Linked DNA regions of Homo sapiens: region 2 is linked to region 1. A link is a loop called in an ENCODE intact Hi-C map of the cell type or tissue named here. Cell type or tissue: adrenal gland. All regions are shown on one strand. Each heading gives the region's core, and the rest is flanking DNA. Links, peaks and the distances in the headings are about the cores only.

Evidence for each region. A loop is a pair of places that touch in the nucleus more often than their neighbours do. Peaks named below come from ENCODE experiments on the same cell type or tissue, not always from the same donor. Only the 100,000 strongest peaks of a DNase experiment are listed, where the experiment ranks them.
Region 2: a loop joins it to region 1, with 2.2 times the contacts of the local background. A loop is called at or near these places in 13 of 110 quality-filtered maps.

The regions. Positions count from the first base shown.
Region 1 is chr6:12,029,814-12,040,345 of GRCh38, forward strand. The region is part of intron 2 of HIVEP1 (HIVEP zinc finger 1); the gene reads left to right. Among named protein-coding and RNA genes, the nearest start is that of HIVEP1, 23 kb to the left of the region's middle. RefSeq lists a silencer at 4,583-4,877 and enhancers at 6,487-6,988, 6,989-7,488. In adrenal gland, for the core only: no CTCF peak of the experiment used is centred there; no DNase peak of the experiment used is centred there.
Region 2 is chr6:12,220,781-12,231,312 of GRCh38, forward strand. It overlaps a transcript of EDN1 not described here. Among named protein-coding and RNA genes, the nearest start is that of EDN1, 64 kb to the right of the region's middle. In adrenal gland, for the core only: no CTCF peak of the experiment used is centred there; no DNase peak of the experiment used is centred there.

The DNA of each region.
Region 1 (10,532 bases), core at 3,054-8,053:
AAAAATAATTTAAGAGAAGAAATGAGAAACATACTAATAGGTCTTACATATACCTACATATTTATTGTTTCTAGCACTCTCCTCTTCTTCTATGGATTCAGGTTATCATCCTGTACCACTTTTATTCAACCTGAAATATTTCATGTAGCATTTCTTGAAAGTCAGGTCTTCTAGCAGCAACGTTGCTTTTTTAATATTTATGGAATGTCTTTATTTTTCCTTCCGTTTTGAAGCATAATTTTCTGGATATAGAATTCTTGGTTGATAGGGTTTTGTTGTTTTTCTTTCTGAACTCTGAACATCCACTATTCTCTGGCCTCTGTTACTTCTGAGAAGTCAGCTGTTTATTGTGTTGTGTTTGTTTTCTTTGCAAGATGAATTGTTTCTTTCATGGTTCTTTCCATTTGTTTCTCATCTTTCTCCAATTTGAATGTGATGTGCTTAGTTGTGGATTTCTTTGTGTTTATCTTATTTGGAATTTTATTGAACTTCTTGGATATGTAGATCAGTATTTTTGTTTTATCAAATTTGGGGAGTTTTTGGCCATTATTTCTTCATATATTTTTTCTGTACCTTTCTTTTCTCTAATCACACATTTATTTTTATGTTTGTTGTTCCACAGGTCTCTGAGGGTCTGTTAATATCTCTTTAATTTTTTTCTGTTCCTCAGATTGGATACTTTTCATTGAGCTATCTTCAAATATATGGATTGTTTCTCGTACCAGTTCAGATTTGCGGTTGAGTCCCTCTAGTAAATTTTTCATTTCACTTACTTTACTTTTCAACTCTAGAATTTCTATTTGCTTCTCTGTCTCTTTTTAAAATAATTTCTATCACTTTATTGAGATTCTATTTGTTGTTATAATCATACTTTAATTCTTTAAATATGGTTCCCTTCAGTTCTTTGAACATATAATAGCTACTATGAAATCTCATCCTATTAAATCCAGCATTTGGGGATACTAGAGATACTTTCTATTGACTCAATTTTTCCCCTGAGTATGGGTCACACTTTCTTATTTCTCTTCATGTCTCCAATTTTTTGTTGAATATTTTACATTTAAGATAATAGATTGTAGCAACTGTGGATTCTGATCCTTGCTCCCTTGTGAGTTATTTTTTGGTTTAGTAGCTTTTCTGGACTAAATATGTGAAGGCTATTTCTCTCATGTTGTGTGGCTGCTGATGGCTCTGCCCAGGTTTGCTTTCGTTTGTTTGTTTTTTTTGTTTTCTTATGTTTTACTTTAAATCCTAGCTTCCTAGAGGGTTACCCTGTGTAGTTTTGTTTTAAAGCCAAAGGTAGATCAGAGCTTAATTGTGAGTCAGTCTGAACCTTGACTCTCTGCCTGTGGGTCTGTGTGTGGGCTGGGGAGCACTTTCAAATCACAGGCAGTTCTCACATCTGTCCTGGCTTTAACTTTCAGCTGGACCCTCTTATGTCTTCTTTGTGTGTGTATGCCCAGGCTCTGTGGCCCAGGAGTGTGCAGAGGTTAGGAGACTGCCCTAGTGTTGGTGACACATGTGCAGAGTCTCTGGTTAACCTGGGATACATGTGGAGAGTTTACCCAGCACACTGTAAGTGGCTCACCTACCAGAACTCCCTAGTAAGTCCCTGGCTAGTCTTCTAGTCTCTTGCTTGCCCTCAGCAGGACCTCAGCCTCAGGCGGACATTGCCATTGATTTTCTTGAGTTCTCTTGCTATTGGGATTGCCAGTTTAACTGACTGTGCTCCAAATCTGGTGAACCTGGCCTGGCAAAAGCAGTGAAGTTGCTGCTTTTCCCAGCTTTCCCCTCTTGGTTGAACCCTGGCACTGACAGAACTGGGATAGGGAGACAGGAACAGCCCCGGGCAAAAAATGCCAATGTGCTAGTCTTACCTGCAGTTCAGTACTTTCCACGAAGAAATGCCCCTCCACGTGTATACGGCTTTGGGTGATTGCCAGAGCGCTGACAGTGGTGGTTCTTGACAGTTTTGTGTGGCTTTATGGTTGCGTTTTGTGGAGAGGATTTGTCACTCCTCACTTTGTCCTTGCTGCATTTCCTATGAATGTGTACCATTCTGTCCTCCTGTGGACCGTGAATGTGGACCATGCTGTCCTCCTGCAGCAGGCAGTGTCCTGGGCCCTCATAACATCAAGTTGCACAGTGTGTTTTGACAGGCCTCTTACTTAAGACTGCATGTAGAGACCCATCAAGCTGGCAGAAAATCTAGATGCTTTTTAAAAGATACAAATAGTGTGATGATTGTGTTTTTAAAATACTGTTGCAGGCATTCTGCATATTTAAAATCCCTACTACTGATGCAAATGTTAGTTCACTGATAACCTTTTTTTTTTTTTTTTTTTGAGACAGAGTCTTGCTCTGTCGCCCAGGCTGGAGTGTAGTGGCGCGATTTCGGCTCACTGCAAGCTCTGCTTCCCGGTTTCACGCCATTCTCCTGTCTCAGCCTCCCAAGTAGCTGCGACTACAAGAGCGCCACCATGCCCGGCTAATTTTTTGTATTTTTTTTTAGTAGAGACAGGGTTTCACTGTGTTAGCCAGGATGGTCTCGATTTCCTGACCTTGTGATCCGCCCGCCTCAGCCTCCCAAAGTGCTGGGATTACAGGCGTGAGCCACCGCGCCCGGCCATGATAACTTTTATATTTAAACTTCTATAACTGAAAGTGTGGTTTAGTGGGGGAAAAAAAGCAAGAGTTTGGAGTTTAGAGTTGTGGGATTGGGATTGAATCCTGGTACAACTTACTAGGTCTGTGATTGACAGAATGTTACTTAATCTCTCTGAACCTGTTTTCTCATCCTAAATTGGATATAATATTCCTACCTTATGGGTTATTTTGAAAATTAAATATAACATAGATAAAACTGGTACTTAGTAGCTATTCAGCAAACGTTTGTTTACCCACCCAGAAAGTTTGTGGTTGTGGGTGTGTTTTTGGCAACTTTTTCTTCACCAGATTTATCTTCTTGCTTTACCTAGCTTTGCTTCTTAACGTTTTCTCCTTTTTGTAGAATAATTTTGCTATTTTATATACTAACTGAAACATACAGTGTATTTCTTTCAGGGTACATTTTGGTTGAATGCTCTTCCCAGATATCCAAAATTTCCCAACATTTCATAGTGATTTCCTTTCTAAAGTATAAATTTCATGTGCTTACAAGTGATGATGAAACTTCACTGTTATTTTACGGTGAATGAACTCATATGTAGACGGTCCCTGACTTAACCAATCGTTTGTCTTATGATTTTTCGACCCATACAACCATTCTGTTTTTCACTTTCAGTACAGTATTCAATATGTGAGATATCTAACACTTTAGTATAAAAGAGCCTTTGTATTAGATGATTTTGCACAACTGTAGGCTAATATAAATGTGCTAAGCACATTGAAGGTAGGCTAGGTTGTTACAATGCTTGGTAGGTTATGGTGTATTAAATGCATTTGACTTATGATATTTTCAATTTATGATGGGTTTATCAGTTCATGACCCCATTATAAGTAGAGGAGCATGTGTGTGTGTGTGTGTGTGTGTGTGTAAAAGATTATCAGGTGGAACATCTGTACAATGAGAGACAGTAGCATTGTTATGTCGACATTCTCAGGCCATGATTAGAAGGGGCAAAGCAAGGTCTCTAAGAGAGATTATCAAAGAATGTACTGAGAAACGTTCTTGAACCTTGCTGGACCACAGCCCACTCTGCTCAACCTCAGCGGTTCTCTTCTGTGATATTTAAGTTAATATGGAAGAAGTGGTAACTTTGGTTACATCAGGTTTTAATGTCACCTTTAGTTTTGGGGTGGACACAACTGGACTCCAGTATGTCCAAACCCTCTTAATAATACTATATTTTCATAGAGTTTTTAGAACTGAGAATTGTATAGTTTATCTTACTATTTTACTTACTGACAGAGTACCTTATTCTAGAATACTTTTTAAAAAAATATTAAGTTTTTAAAAGCCAAATCTCTAGACACTTCTTGTTCCTTGGAAACCTTCTTGTCTCCTGAAGAGTACATTTGTTGTGGATAGTGTGTTCCTCAAGAGTAATTCTTAAACTAGTTGGATAGGTTTAAATTTCGCAACATAGGCATTGCAGAATTTAGACATACAGGAAATCAGGATTCAGGGCTCATTTGTTGTAAGGTGAAATCAGGAAGTCTCTGGTTAAAGATTGGATGGGATTAAGCAGACGTTTTGTAGGCAGTCTCTTCACCCTGAACTGCAGCCGTGTGCTGTCTGGAATGCGGTCTGACTTAATAACCCACCCATGCCAGTAACATACATGATAGAGCAGAATTGCTGTAGTTAAATAATGGATTTTATAAACATTAGATAGTCTTTTAGCACCTGCATTTTTTTGTAAGAGTCAAGCAAGAAGTTATGTATGTATGCATTTTGGTCTGAATCTTGTACTTTTGTTAAACACTGATATAAATGTGTCTCTTGAGGCTGGTCTGTAACAGATTTATAAAAATGATTACTGTTTCTTAGGCTTTAAAAATCATATTTTTGGCAACCGAATCTATGAGTTTTATTAAGTAAAAGTTTAGACCTTTTATTCTTTGCAGATTGGATAATTTTTCTTGTACACTTAGCAAATGTTTGATAAATAGCCCTGCAAGGCACTGTGCCTGCTGAGTGCTGTGGAGGTTACCTGAGTGACTCTGGCATACATTGTAGCCTCAGCGACCCTGACGCTGCAGTTCAATAGGAGAGTTAAGACAAGCCCAAAACTGTAACAGCTGCAAAGTGATAAGGGCTATGGAACAATGAAAACTGTCAGGAGAGACTGGGAAAGGAGAACAGTGTTTTCTGATTCCATGTGAAAGCTACCCCCTCAACCCCAAGAATTCTCTTTACTTTCTGTGCCCACATTGAGCTAATTCTCTAAGTCCCAGTTTCGTAAAACCTATGCATGTATTTCTGATTTCTTCTCATTGTGGGTACTTGAAAGAGAGGAAAAAGGAATTTGGGGTCAGAGACTTGGGTAAGGAGAGTAACCTGGTCAAATAGTGTGGTTTCTTGACCTGGGCGTTGTACCAGGCTGTGTGTGGCATCCTGATCTGACATGCCACTGAAACAGCCTGGAAGTGCAGGATCTCAACGAAAATGTAGTTGGAAAAATAATGCGGGTAAGCTTGGGGCTGGCAGCATGTTAGAATTGGGAAAAATACCATTTGTGTAAATCAAGCGCTTGGTACCAGATGTATGAAGAGCTACTGACACCTCATGGATGTGGATGTTATTATTTCTGGTTACGGAAAGTGTGTATGTGTATGTACCAGGATCTATATATGGTGGGTATATGCACATGGTCTTGGCTAAAATTGATCTATGAGTTTAATCTGTGACAGAGAAAGCTGTTCAGTATATTCCTCAGTTGCTTGAAAATAAACTTGGAGTGTATCTGTTCAGGAGTCACAGATTAATCTTTCTAAGTGTATCCTGATTTGTCTGACAGAATTCTGCAGATAGGACTTACTGGAAGTGAAGAGCAGGTGTCATGTAAATGATGCATTATCTTTTTCAAGTTTAGATGCATACTGTTTGAGGAAAAAACTGCAAGCATGCTTTTTCTTCTTTTTTAATGAAATAAGAATAGTTCAGAGTGGTGGAGTGTCAGGACCCATTGATAGGTGGGTCTTTCTAGAAAAATCTAATTTCAATGAAAAATTACACATAGTACATTTTGCTTTTTATGTATTCCTTGTACTCTGAACCTGTGTGTGTATATCAGCAAAATTTGTTGTTTCTGAAATGTACTTCTAAAGTGAATCTTATTTTTTAACATTTAATCGTTTTAGAATTATTTGTATACCCACATAAGCAGATACATAAACAGGGAAGGATCTTTTAAATATGATGTTGGGATTAACGGAGTGGATGTTTGGAGGGGAAAGTACTGAAATTCATCCCACAAATCAACATACATTTTCGAGTAGATATGTAGAAAATCAATATATAGAAAGTAGGAAATATAGAAAAACATTGAGATTTCATTCTAGGGCTTAGAGAATTACAGTCCAGAAACAAAAAGCATGACAGATAGAAAAATATAAACTGCTTATTTCAGAACTAGTATGAAAAAGGTAGCCTTTTCTAATACGTAAGAAAAGGTACAATAGGTAAATGGACAAAGGGAATTACAAATGCTAAAGTATTATATGGAAACATCGTTCTCTGTAATAAGAAAAAATGGAAACAATGTGGAGACAATTTTTATTTACCCACGCATTTGCTATTTTAAAGAAATGGCACCCAGGGCTGCTGAGGTTGTGTGGAACAAGTATACTCATTTATTGCTGATGACATAGTAGAGCTTTAAAGGGTTTTATGTCTTGAAATTTATCCTAAGGAAATAATTCAGCTGAAGCAAAAAGATATTTGTTCAAAGAGCTTGATTTTGGTGTTATCTTTAATAGCAAAACAGTAGAAGTGCCTTAAATGCCCTTCAGTGCAGACTAATAAATTGATCTTATGCTCTGGCAGACATTAAAAATGATAATTTTTGAAATCCTGTGGAAACATGAAAAATGTTCATTATATGTAAAAATCCACGTATGTATAGGATATACAATTGTATGGTCTTTGTGGAAATACTTTTGTTAGGGTGACAGCAACATGAGAATTTTAAGTAATTTCAGGCATCAATTGAGCATTTACCCTGTGACTCTTCAGTTAATTCATCAATCTGTGTTCTGAGCACTGCTGTAGGCTCCAGGGATGCACAGCCCCTTGGGTGATCTCTGTGGTCCTGTAGGCGGACACATAAGCAGCTAACAACACAGTATGAAAGAGCAGCTTTCTGGCTGAGTGCTGTGGCTCACGCCTGTAATCCCAGTATTTTGGGAAGCTGAAGCAGGTGGATCACCTGAGGTCAGGAGTTCGAGACCAGCCTGGCTAACATGGGGGAACCCCATCTGTACTAATAATACAAAAATTAGCTGGGTGTGCGTGGTGGCGCACGCCTGTAATCCCAGCTACTTGGGAAGCTGAGTCAGGAGAAGTGCTTGAACCCGGGAGGCGGAGGCTGCAGTGAGCTGAGATTGCACCACTGCACTCCAGCCTGGGCAACAGAAGATTCATCTCAAAAACCAAAACCAAAAACAAACAAACAAAAAACAGCCCTCCAGAGAAGATGGTGTGGAGGCTGGGTCTTGGAGAATGAATAGGAGTTGGCCAGATCATTTGGGTGGAGGCTGGCTGAATGGAGGCAACCATGGAAATAAAGTAGTGACGTTCAAGTTTTGGAGGATGTGGATATTTACAAGGACCAAGTTATCTCAGGGTGACCTTAACAGTCAGGAGCAGTGATGGAGGGGACGGAGTGGGTGTTGAGGCCCGGGTCTTGGAGTGGGTGGGTGTATATCGTATTTTGGTTGGAAGAGGAGTGCCTCATTTTCACTTCTTGCAGGTTTTTCATCTTTCAAAGTTCAGTATGTATTATTTGTCTTGTTAATCATGCCACATTCTCATAATTTTTGAGCACCTTTTTTGGTTGCCTGGCTATTTAGTAAACATAAGTGTAGAATCAAAAGAGATGTTTGTCTGTGTCAGTTTCTTCGTGTGTTTGCTACTGTGGTCATTCATATATTGATCAGCGATGATTTTCCTGAGACCGTTTATTGCATTGGTGGCAAAAATTAGATTTTCTGACTCCCAATCTGTGAAACCATATTCCTTTCTGCATTTTATTGCTGGACTGTAGGTTATGTTGAATATAAACATATTTGTGGATAATGTAGTTGTATGTGGCTGAGAGGTTGCACTGGATATTATGGAAAAGAATTTTGTATATGAAATAGATAGTAGCAGTGAGTGTTTTCCTGTTTTCTTTTTAAATGTTCTTCAACAGGGAGAATGAAATCTAAATGATAATTCTGTTTATTGTTTTTTCCTTTTTTTTTGTAGGGTCTTGCTCTTTTGCTCAGGCTGGAGTGCAGTGGTGTAGTTGTAGCTCACTGCAACCCCAAACTTCTGGGGACAAGCTAAGGCTTGTCCCCTTCCTGCTTTAGCGTCCCGAATAGCTTGGACTACAGGCACATGCCAGTGTGCCTAGCTACTTTTTTTTTTTGGCGGAGGGGAGGGGAGTTCCTCACTTTGTTGCCCAGACTGGTCTTGAACTCCCAGCCTCAAGTGAACCTCCTGTGTTGGCCCCCCAAAGCACTGAGATTACAGGCATGAGCCACCGCACCTAGTCTGTGGTTTTTCTTCTTCTTATTTTTAAACATCCTGTGCAGAAAAAAATTAAGGAACCTGATGTATCTGTTAGACATTAATACCGTGCAAATTCAGTATGTTTTAGTGTTTTGATCTATTGATATCCTTTCTATTGAAGGCAAGGAACAATAGTTATTCGGGGCTTTATTAGATTTTATTTAATGCTTTCATAAAGAAGCACAGATATTACTATTTATCAACTGTAATTTTTAATATTTGAGAACTATATTTTGGTGTAATTGTTTTTTTAATCCTGTGTATTTTATGCATTTTAAAACATTCTGAAAAGGGGTCCATCAATTTGGCTAAACTGCAGAGGCATACAGGGTACACAGAAAAAGTTAAGAATCATCCTCTGGATGGGCGCGGTGGCTCACGATTGTAATCCCAGCACTTTGGGAGGCTGAGGCAGGCAGATCACGAGGTCAAGAGATTGAGACCATCCTGGCCAACATGCCGAAACCCCGTCTGTACTAAAAATACAAAAATTAGCTGGGCATGGTGGCATGCACTTGTAGTCCCAGCTACTTGGGAGGCTGAGGCAGGATAATTGCTTGAAGCCAGGAGGCGGAGGTTGCAGTGAGCCAAGATTGCGCCACTGCACTCCAGCCTGGGCGACAGGGCGAGACTCCATCTCAACAACGACAACAACAACAACAACAACAAAGAACCAACAACAACAACAACAAAGAACCACCACCACCACCACCAACAACAACAACAAAGAATCATTCTCCATTCCCCAAACCCTAAAGCCAGGAAGGGAGTAAGATTAACTTTAGAAATTAATAAATAGAGTTTTGGATCTCTACTCTGCCTTTTAGGAGCTCTGTGGATGGGACGTTTTACTTCTGACTGTCATTCTCTGTGTTATAAAATGAGTATAATATATCTGTCACAGATTTGTGATGAGAGTTAAAATGGACACTTTATATAATATACCTGGCAGAGTAACAGGCACATAGAATGAATGTTGTTACCCCTTTGGTCCTTAGTCTTATCATGAACTAGCTATGTCCTTAGCCAAATTACTTACCACTTTTTGATCTTTGTTACCTATTTATCTACACTGAAAGGATTTAGATTTGTATATTTCTACTTCAGCTAAAAAAAATCTGTGATTATGTAAAAAACCAGGATTACCTTTTTCAAATTGGAATGCTTGGTCAGCTAAGCTTTTATTTTGTTGATTAAAGACATGCATATATCAACAGGCATTGTCTTTTGTGTCCATGCCACCTAACTTTTCTCTACCAGTTTTCTCTCATTAAATGTTTGTCAGTCACATTTGGTTGAAACCATGCTGTTTATCCAACGTCATGACTTAAAGTAAAGGACAATTTACTTAATTGTCTTAAATACCAGTCAGAGCCATGTGGAAGCTATGCAGGTAAACAAGCCTCTTTTTGGGGTTGGGTTGTAGGAACCCTGCCTTAGGTCTAATGAAAGTGATATTCTTGTGTATTTTCAGGGGTCATCCTCTGTCCTTACCTTCAGTTCCAGTAGCTCTTTAAACCTCATTTGTTCTATTGACGCCAAGTTGGTTAGAAGGTCATAGCGTTGGTTTGTGTGTAGGAGGTTAGAGGGAGGTCCTGGCAGAGGCTTATAATCAAGTAGAAGCGTAAAGCCAGAGTTCTTGATTGCAAAGAGTAGAAGTAGCCTCTTTGACTCAGGGAACGACCTCATTGGAAGGGGTGTCAGGTTGCTGTCATAACCCCCAACACAGGTGGATATCTGTGTTTAAAAGACAGTGAGGAACAAGGGGAAGAAGCTATGCAGCCAGGACAGGGGATATCACCACCCATGAGCAGCCTGGATCTTGGATGCTGCCTCCACAGGGAGCACTGGACCCCTGTGAGCACCTGCAGTGGTTCCCTGGCCGGAGTTCAGGCAGGGCGGGCATCTGGCCTGGCTGCCCTGCTGAGCAGGACTCAACAGCAGTGGAGTCCCCAACTGTGGGGCGAGGATTCTGATGCTGGGCGGTCGAGGGGAAATGTAAGCCCAACAACAGATGAAGGTTTTCTATAGATGGGCTCAGCAGTTGTTGGAACTGCTTATTATCTGTGTATGTGTGTGTGCCTGTGTGGGCGTGCATGCATATGCCTGCATTTTGGAGAGGAAGGGATCTGGGCTTTTATCAAAGTCCTGAAAGGTCTTTTGATCCAGGAGTTAAGAAACACTGTAATAAAGAGATTTAACTGTGTTCGAATCTTTGCTTTTCCACCAGGTGGTGCAAATCTTTTATGATGTTCATAGAGGTTAAATCCTCAAAAATAAGAATAATTTAAAATTGTGTAATTTTCTCTAAGAG
Region 2 (10,532 bases), core at 1,782-6,781, 190 kb after region 1:
GGCTCCTCCTGGCACTTCTCTGGGCCATCCTTCCCTTTTCATCCCTCCCCCTCATTGTCCTGCTCCCTCACTCCATTCACCAGGACTGTTTCCACCTCTGGATATTTTCTCTCCGTTTTCCTAAGCCTGGTGTGCCCTTTTCCCAGACATCGAAGTCCTTTGCTCTCTCATTTTCTTGAATTCCCTTCTCAAATGATACCTCCTTAGAGAGATCTTTGCCTCCTGCCATGCTCCTATTGCACCCTATCTTTTTACTCTGATTTCCCTTCACAGTACTTATCGGTTGTTGACCTTACGTCATACACTTGTTTATTTGTTTATTCTTGGTTTCCCTTGGTAGAATGCACACTCTATGAAAGCAGGAAAGTTGTCTTTCTTGATCATCTCTGCATATTCGGCGTTCAGTGCCCGGCAGAGGGCCTGGCACTTAGCAGGCTCTCAGATGTTTGGTACAAGAGTTCTCTATCTGAGCGAATTCTTTCTCCCCAGCAATTTTATCCCATCACTTACACTTATAATCATGTTCTCCTCTTTTCTTTCATCCAATCTTCATTTTTTTTCTATTCACTTCTCTTCTACCTTCTCTTTCCTTTCTCCTACTCTATTTCATTATTCATAGGAGGCTTTGGAATTACAGAGACGGCGGGGCCTCAGGTTGGATGCTGAACATTAAAGCTCTAAATTGCAGGGCAGCAGGCAAGGGAAAAAGCAGAGCTAACACTTCTTTTGCAACGTTAAAAATGCATTATGACAGGCCTGGTGGCTCATGCCTGTAATCCCAGTGCTTTGAGAGGCCAAGGCAGGAAGATTGCTTGAGCGCAGAAGTTCAAGACCAGCCTGGGCAACATGGCAAAACCCCACCTCTACTAAAATTACAAAAATTAGCCGGGTGTGGTGGTGCATACCTGTAGTTTCAGCTACTTGGAAGCTGAGGTGGGAGGACTACCCGAGCCAGAGAGACTGCAGTGAGCAGAGATAGCGCCACTGCACTCCAGCCTGGGCGACAGAGCGAGACTCCACACCCCTCCCTGCAAAAATGCATTATCATACTCTACACTTTATCTTGAATTTAGCTGAAGGCTTTCATAGAAATTCTCCTCTCTGTTTCTCTATCCCTCTGCCTCTTTCCTTTTCTCTACACCTCCAACTAGACATTTCACAGACAAATCTCTGGAGTAGAGTCCATTCTATGTAACAGCAAGCCCCTCATGCTGTTGGTCACAAAACCACACTGTCAGAGCCAGAGACAGCTGTAAACCCTGCTCTCCCAGATGGAGAGCAGCCGGAGCCGGGATTTTGGTAGAGGGAGTTGGGAATACATTAGGGAAAGTCTAATGAGAACAAAAGAGGCAGCTGAATATTCCCCACTCCACCTTAGTGTGCAAGAGGGCAGCAGTCCAGATTTTTCATGGCGTTGGGGTCTGGCAGGGTCGTTAGTCTCTATCCAACAAGCATTAGAAAGAAACAGAAAATAACATATATCTGGGGGTGTGCCTGCCTGCCTCTGTCTTGTGCAAACAACAATAACTGGAAAACACGACTTAGCCCCTTACTTGATGGAGGGAGAAATTTGGAACTCTTCTGAGATGATGAAAGAATAGAACTAGATAAGGAAAGTAAAATGCTGTTCCTGGTCTGAAAAAGAGAAATGATTGATCTGTAGTAACACCAACTACAAAGAGTACAATCCAGGTAGACTCCTCTGACGCTGGCACCCTGTCACAGAGAGGGGGAAGAACATCAGGCTTATTCGCATGTGTGCAAATGGCCAAGCACTAATGTAGGAGGACTGACGGGAGTCTATCTATCTGTGGCTTCTGGGTAGACACAGGCAAGCCTAACCCTGCCCGGGCCTGTGTCTGATGGCGAGGCTTGGTATATACTACAAGCACCTTGTCATTAGGGTTTTATCGTGCTATGGATATGCTAACGATACATTTATAAACAAAGTTTCTAAGTAGTGCAATTGCCGAGGAAAAACTGATTGATTTATACAAGTGTGGATTTTTTTTAGACATCCCGTTCCATGCCTTAGGGTTTCTAGTGTTCTCTAGCTGGGCAAGTCCAGACTCACTTTGGTCTTGTTCTGGGTGTTTTCCGAGGCTGTGCTCGCTCTGTGTGGATGACATGAGTGTGTGTGGAGTTTATGGCTGTGATAAAATACAGCTCTGGCATTTGCTGTGGTTCCCTATCGAAAGCCACGCTTTCTCGGCACTGGTTGCCTCCCACTGTAGAATCTGAAAATCTCAGATAATCACATTCCTGGTGTGTTTGTAGCTCAGCAGAGGAATGGCACCCAATCCTGGGCAAAGGAATGTGAAGGTTTCTGGAAAACAGGTTTTCTTCCCCAATTTTCAAAGAGAGGTTTCTTCCGGTCCCTGCCTTCGTTCGAGGGAGCACGTGATACTTGGCACTGCAACCACAGTCTTGTGAACCTGTGGGAGCAGCACCAAGGACCACGAAGAGGCTGCCCCAGGGCCCAGGAGTCACTGAATGACTGAGCCAATCTGGAATTGCTTCTCTCTAGGGCCCTTTTAGTCACATATCTTGCTTCTTGCAGAAGAAAGCATTAACAATGAATTACAGCATATTTAGTCGGCTATGCGTTAATGACAACGTAGACCCAAATCCCCCTTTCAAGGCCCCTCAGGGCTTCTCACTGCAGGTAGAATAAAGCATGAGGTCCTGAACAATCAGCCCCTCCACCTCTCCAAGCTTCTCAGGCCTTGCTCTATGTTCCCCACGTAGTCTCCTCCTTCACTTTCCTGTGTGTTCTCACTGTCAAATTCTACCTCAGGGCCTTTGCACACACTGATGAACTGAATCCTATTCCTTCCTCTGCACTGACTTTAAAAGCTGCTTCCTAGGAATGGCCTTGTTCTCTTACTCAAACTAAAGCAGATGCCTGGTGTTATTTTTCTCTGTCAGTTCCCTGCTCTTTCCCTCGGAGGCCGTAGCCAACTGTGTGGGGCTCCCTTAACATGCATTCCAGTCTCCTTCTCGAAGGCAGGGCCTAAGACTCAAACTGCCTTTCCCAGGCTCCATTGCAGCTGGGTTCTAGAAATGGTTGAGATTCTGCCCATCAGACATACCTGTGGGAGGTGGTTTAGACATGCTGCTACATGGTGAGAGAGAGCTGGATAGAGGGGTTCATCTGACTGGCCGGGGTCCTGGCAGAGGATGTGAGATTCTCTCCTTAACAAGGGCAGGAGCTCCCTCGGTGGCCTAGTTCTGCAATAGTTGGGGGCGATGATCTTGGAATTTTGGCCTAGAGTTGTTTCTTTAGGCCTCTTTAGAATATGGAGCTAGCTGTACTCTTAATGCACGCCTGTCTGCTTAATTTGTCTATAGTGTATCCTGTTGTCCATAATTACAAACTTTGACCCATAAAGCAATAGTCATTGCAATTTGTAATTATATATTCATTTCATACATTTCCTAACACCCTGGTATCTCTAACTAGCCTCTGTGCTCTGAACACTTAACATAGGGTACAGTGTCTGTAGCTCAATATTTATTGATGGGTAAATAAGTAGACAATTGAGCAAAACCAGACATTGCATGTAAAGTTAGAAGAAAAGAGAAAGTCCTGAAGTTGCATCTTTGATATTTAAATCTTGAGTGATTTGAAAGAAGCCAGAAGCTGACATTTACAATAAGTTCCCAACTTGCTCAATTCACCTGGCAGGCTCATCGCTGTGATAGCCAAACTAGAACAGAGGTCCAGGGAATATGAATTCCAACTGTTATTAAATGCAATAGCAATCTTAACCGTAGGATTTTTGTTTCTCAAGAAACATAATTTGTCAGGAGAGATTTCTCAGAGCCTTTCCTGTTCCTCCTAAGAGAGTATATCCCACTCTGAGATGCTCTCTGGTACCATGGAACTCTCCATCAAAGGTGCAGCCTCACATTCTCTCCTGGGCAGTTCCCTGATTCGACTGTCATGCCCACTTGACTGTCAGATCCATGAGGGCAAGAGCGCACATTGCACAATGCCTAGCACACAATTAACACTTGGTATATGTTGGCTGAAGAACAAATGGGTTGTACTGCATGTTATTTAATCACAAATTTTGAGGAATTTCACACAGGACTAAAATTAGTGTTATATTTACACTAATTATTGAGTCAGATGGCTCTTTTTCTGGCTTATTTGTGTGTGCACATTTTAACTGCATGTCTTACACATGTAAAAATATTTTTTTTATACAGGCTGCAGCCTTCTTCCATTGTTGCAGGCTCTCTCTTCTACTGTGGGACTTTCCCCTCTCGAATGCTGAAAATAGCAAAAAAAGTGTGTCTCTCATTCTCTTTCCCCTCACTCTTTGCAGCTAGGCTTATTCCCTGAGCCCTCTCTCTACCTGATGTTCTCGCTAAATGCTTATACTCTCTGAGGTCATCCATTGTTTGAGTTATTCCTGACAGACTCTCACCATTATAAGTATTAAAGGGGAGGAAGAAGGGGCTGAGGAGACTGAAGGGAAAAGGGGAGAAACCCCTCATCTCAGAAAACCCCTCCAGAAAGATCATCTCTTTAGGAAACAAGGCAAAACTGCGGTTGGTATTTCTCCACTGTGGCCAAATATTTTGACTCAAAGTCTGATGTAGCCCATGTTTAATTCTGCTCTGTTTATTGATGTATGTTTCATGAATGGGAATAGAGTTTGCTGTTTTACTCCAATATAATTTATAGTACATTTCTTCTGATACATTATAGGCATATATGACTGGCATATTATTTGTGCATATAAATAATGTATTTCCTCTTCTTTTTTTCTTTTTTTTTTTTTTTTCCAGAGACAGGGTCTCACTTTGTCACCCAGGCTGGAGTGCAGTGGTGTGATCATAGCTCACTGCAGCCTTGACCTCCTGGGCTCAAGCAATCCTCCAGCCTCAGCCTCCTGACAGCTGGGACTATAGACGTGCATGACCATGCCTGGCTACTTTTTAAATTTTTTCTACAGAAGGGGTCTCACTATGTTGCCCAGGCTTGTCTGGAACTCCTGACTGCAAGCAATACTCCTGCCTTGAACTCCCCAAGTGTGTTGGCTCACGCCTGGAATTACAGGTGCAAGCTACCACACCTGGCCCTCTTCTCTTTCAATTACTCCTTCGATGCTTATAACTGGCACCAATGTCCAAGATCTTTACTGACTCCAGGAGCCCCTATGAGCACACAGATCATTAGACTCTCAGTTTTACTCCCCAAGTAGTTGGGATGCCCTAGTTCTGAAATGCTCTTCCTTGCAACCGGAGTTGAGGACCCTGGTATCTTCTCATGTCCTTCCTTCTCACCCATCTTCTTGAATACGACTCCCCAACACATGGACACACAAGCATGTGCATATACACACACACACACTCTTCACCCATCCATAAGGTCCATGCTCCCCAGGGATTCGGGAATCTAGAGGGTGCTGTCAGCAGCCTGTCTGGGGCCATAAAGCATAACTGCCAAGCTGCAGGATTGAAGACAAAATTCCGATGCAAAGATAGGAGCACAGATAGGGACATACAAAGGCAGATGGCACCATAGCCCAGGAGCCCTAGATCCCTGGATCCCTGGGTATGTGTGAGCAAAGGGGAAGGGAGTGGTAACGGAGAGGGTGAGAAACTCATGCAGCTATTTTGTAGTACCTTCAACTCAGGACTCCTCAACCTCTTAAAAACCAGTTTCATCTTAACTTGGTTTAACCAAGTTTGCCTTCAGTAACAGTAATTTTTTATTTAAAAGTTTTATTATGTGGTGAGAATGTTTAAAAACTTACTCTTAGAAATTTTGCAGTATACAATACATCATTATTAATTATGGTCACCATGCTATGCAATAGATCCCTAACACTTATTTCTCCTGTTTACCTGAAAGAGTAAATTTTGAATATTCTCACCCTAAAAAATTTGTAAGTAGGTGAGGTTAATTAGCATGTTAATTAGCTTTAATTTTTCTACAATGTATACATATATCAAAACATCTTATTGTACCTTGTAATTTATACAATTCTTTTTTTTTTTTTTTTTTTTTTGAGGTGGAGTCTCACCCTGTTGCAGAGGCTGGAATGCAGTGGCACGATCTTGGCTCACTGCAACCTCTGCCTCCTGGGTTCAAGCGATTCTCCTGCCTCAGCCTCCCTAGTAGCTGGGATTACAGATGCCTACCACCATGCCCAGCTATTTTTTTTTGTATTTTAGTAGAGACAGGGTTTCGCCATGTTGGCCAGGCTTGGTCTCTAACTCCTGACCCCATGATCCTCCCGCCTCAGCCTCGCAGAGTGCTGGGATTACAGGCGTGAGCCACCACGCCTGGCCTGTAATATATACAATTCTTATTTGTCAATTAAAAATAAGAGAATATTAAATAAGAATTAAAACTAGAAAAACATTTTATTATTGGCAGTATTTGGGTCATGCAAAAGAATATATGTAACATATCTCAGTATTGTCACACAATGACAACACAAATACTTGTGAGGCAATGAAGTTCACATGTCAATGCTGAGCCCCGTATCTCAAGTGCCCCTAACTTTTCATAGTCACATGACATTCCTTTTACAGAACATACAAACTTTCATGCTAGATATTGAAAAGAAGTCTAAAAATGCAGCTACCAGGGGGAATCAACAAGTTGGTATGAATGAGCTTCAGGCAAGGCATAAATGGTGGCAGCCAGTTATGAGAGGGTTGGAAGGGGAAAGGTTCTTCAGGCCTGGGGGATGAGGGGCAGGGAAGGATTCATACCTCCTAAGGAGGAGGAAGAAAGGGGGGCTAGATATTAAAAAAGAAAATGCCCCAAGTTTTATAAGACTTCTCCCACACGTGCACCCCACTAACTGTCTCTATTCAGAGACATATAAAAATTGTGGACAGAAGTACTTCAAAATCTGTTTCGTCACAGGTGAGAAAGTACACAGCTTTGTAGAGACTATTTCCAAGATGGTAATATTTATATCGGCAATATTTATAATTTATGGAGTGCATATTGAGTGTCTTATGCTAAACTCTGGGGCTATAACTCAGAAAAATGAGATTTAGAGCTCAGGCATGCTACAGCCCAGAAGGCAGACAGACAAGAACTTAGAAAATTCCAAAACAGTCTCAAAGGGTGATTCTCTTACTCCAGTTTGATACACACTTCCACTGCATCCTAGAGCCTCTTCAGAATTAAGATAAAACATTTCTTGGTGCAGTAATTTTTTTTTTTTGAGGTGGAGTCTTGCTCTGTCGCCCAAGCTGGAGTGCAGTGGTGTGATCTCAGTTCACTGTGACCTCCGCCTCCCAGGTTCGAGTGTTCTCCTGCCTCAGCCTACTGAGTAGCTGGGATAACAGGCATGCACCACCATGTCAGGCTAATATTTTTGTATTTTTAGTCGAGACAGGGTTTCACCATGTTGGCCAGGCTGGTCTCAAACTCCTGACCTCAAGTGATCTGCCCACCTCAGCCTCCCAAAGTGCTGGAATTACAGGCGTGAGCCACCACACCTGGCCAAGTGTAGTGATTTATTTAATGCCTGTCTTCGCTGATGTTTTGTTAGCTCCAAGAGACAGGACTTGTGTCCATCTTGTGGACTGCCATACACTGGCACCTTACTCTGGCTGGCGCTTAATAAATAATCATTATATAAGTGAGTGGGTAAATGAATGAATGCTAGAAAAGAGGCAAGCATGGCGTGCTGAGTGGCCAGTAACCATCCTGGGGGTCAGAGAGGCTTTGGGGAAGAAGTGATATTTAAGCCGAAACCTGAAGGAGAAATGGTATTTAGCCAGGTAAAGAAAGAGCAACGCTTCAAAAGCCCAGAGGCAAGAGCTCTTGGAGCAGCCTGAGGGTACTGGAAACGAAACTGCATGGCTGAAGCTTACAGATGCTGCTCTGTGCATGGGCTGTTGTGCAAAGTAGAAACTTCTCATCTCGAGGTGAATAAATTGCAGAAGGGCGTCCCCTCTCTAGGCCAACCAATGAGAAAAAAGAGACTTCCTCTGGGATGATTGAGTCTCTCCGCTGTGCACCAGGAGGCTGAGGTCAGCCTCTATATGAGCCTTTGTCGGGGAGCCCTCCTGTAGGATGCCACCTGCACAGGCATGCCCAGAAGCCTTGGGAGGAGGGAGGAGGGTGCCGAGAGCTGAGTTAGATCTTGGTAAGCAGGAGCTGACTCAAAAACAGCTTTTATGGCACTCTAAGGAGTTTGAACTTTGCTCTATGGGCAGCGATGCACTTTTGAAGAACTTTAACCTAACAGTGACTCTCTTACAGAAGTTCGTTCAACAGACATTTATTGTGCTCCTGCTTATGCAAGAGGCACACCAGTACATGCGGTTCTGGGGGTACACATGGTGAGGAAAAGAGACACGGTACCTGCCCTGGTGGAATTTACGCTTTACTAGTGAAAGAACGCATACTGGGGGACAAGTAAGAGACAGAACACCGTGAGAGCAGCTTGAACTAGAGGGAGAATCTGTTAAACAATCCTGCAAGGTCAACGTGGTATTCTGTTTTCCAGATAAGGAAACTGAAGGTAGGGAGGTTTAAGTAACTTATCCAAGACCACGCAAGTGAGCTTCAAATGCACTTGGTGTGATTTCAAATCCCATATCCTTGTACTACAGAGATAAGAACAAAATGATGAATAATATGTTCTTAAAAAAAACCTGAAACATGAATATAGAAAAGATGTATCATTACATTTACACACACTCACACACACACACTCACACCCACACATCCCCTTTATCTTCCTTTCCACTCACCCATGCACATATACCCTAGTGAAATAAAACCCGACCCACCTTACTTTTCAGGAAACACAGTCTGGAAAATATTTGTCAGGACATGGCCAATGGCTTAGCTGTAATCCCTATATGGGCCTATTCAAACTAGTTAATTCTTTCCTGGGGAAAACCATTCTGTAATTGCAGACCTTGTCTCTTAACTTAGCAGAGCCTCTGACAGGTGGATGCCATTTACAGGGTCCCAGAGCTGTGAAAAGCCAGTCTGACTGTCTGTTTTAGAACTCTTAAGTTCAGGTAAGCAATTTTGTAAATTAATGTCAGTTATCTCTCTTTTTTTTGAAGCTGGTTGGGGTAGAAACTCCATGTTCCAAAATTTTGTCACCCTGACCAATAAAATGCCCCCTGCTTTCAAACACAATCAGACCTGCTTTAGGGGAGGATCGTCTGTGCTTTGTTTGAGCCTTGATTAAAATGGAGATCAGAAAGACTCACAGATGTCTCTTCTCCAAACTCAATAAACCCCAGGTCCTCTTACTTTTCATCTTACATTTTCTCTCTTTATAAAAGTATTCATTTCTCTTCTTTGAATTATCTTCTTTCAAATAATTTCCTTCGTTAGAAAAAATGTAGGTATATGCATTTTGGGAAACAAGAGCTACCAATGGTAATTACAATTGATTTTTATTATTCATGAGATTCCTATTATTATTATTCTCATTGCAGTTATGTTCTACAGGATCACTACGAACACTGAATGAGTGAATACTGAACTACATTGCTCCTAGGAGAAAAATAGGGTTAGGTTCCTGCAAACCTCTGGTCAACTGGCCAATACATAACCTTGTTTTATGTGTATTTCTGTTGAAAAACACCTTATGTAACATATATTATTGATTCATTAACATTGAACTCACATCCAGCGGCCATATAACTCATGCCTGAATGAAGCTTATCTAACGCATGTATTTTCTCTGTAAGGCACATCACAGCCTTCTGGCATTTAGGGACACCAGGCAGCGCTGTGCTCAGGGGCCATTTTGAACAGTGAAACCACCAACAAAAAGCATAAAAATGTGAAGAACGTGGTACAAAATTGATGGCAAAAAGGACACCTGTTTACAGGATAAGGGCTGAAACGAGAAGGCCTAGTGTCACCTTGTTTGACCTCAGGTAGGAACGTGTGGGTTGGTAACTCGAATTTTTCACCACTCTGCATGTCCATGAATCTCTCTGAAAGCCCCATGAATATTGATTTTGAGGTTACAAATAAACTTAAGCAAGCAGGTGAATTGGCAAATACGGAACTTCTGAATAATGAGAATTGACTGTATTTGTTCTTCTCTATTAAGTAACGGGGTCTGTTGCAGATGGAAGAAAGAAAGGGTGAAAGATTTTTGGAGACTCAGGAGACTTTTTTGAAAATGATTTGCCCAAGGCACAGAACCAAAACAGTAGTTCATTGGCCTAAGGTGGAGAAATATAATTCCTTGCATCTCCAGCAATCTGTCTGCAGTTCTCTCCCTGTGAAAAATGACTTGCCATAATATACAAGCCTTGTTACTATGTAAGTGTAATTATATTTTAATAAAAAATAGATTTATAACCAAACAATAAGCCGTGAGATTAACAGCCCAGAACTGGCTGTGAACTTTCAGCCATCTAACCCTGGCACTCCTGCTTCTCCGCAGCACTTACTTTCTGCCAGGAGTGGGTGATTGAACACCACTGACCAGGAAGGGCTCCTGGGAGCCACATTTTTTGCTTGGCATTTTTAATTGTAAAAACCAGTGTTCCACCAACACTGCAAT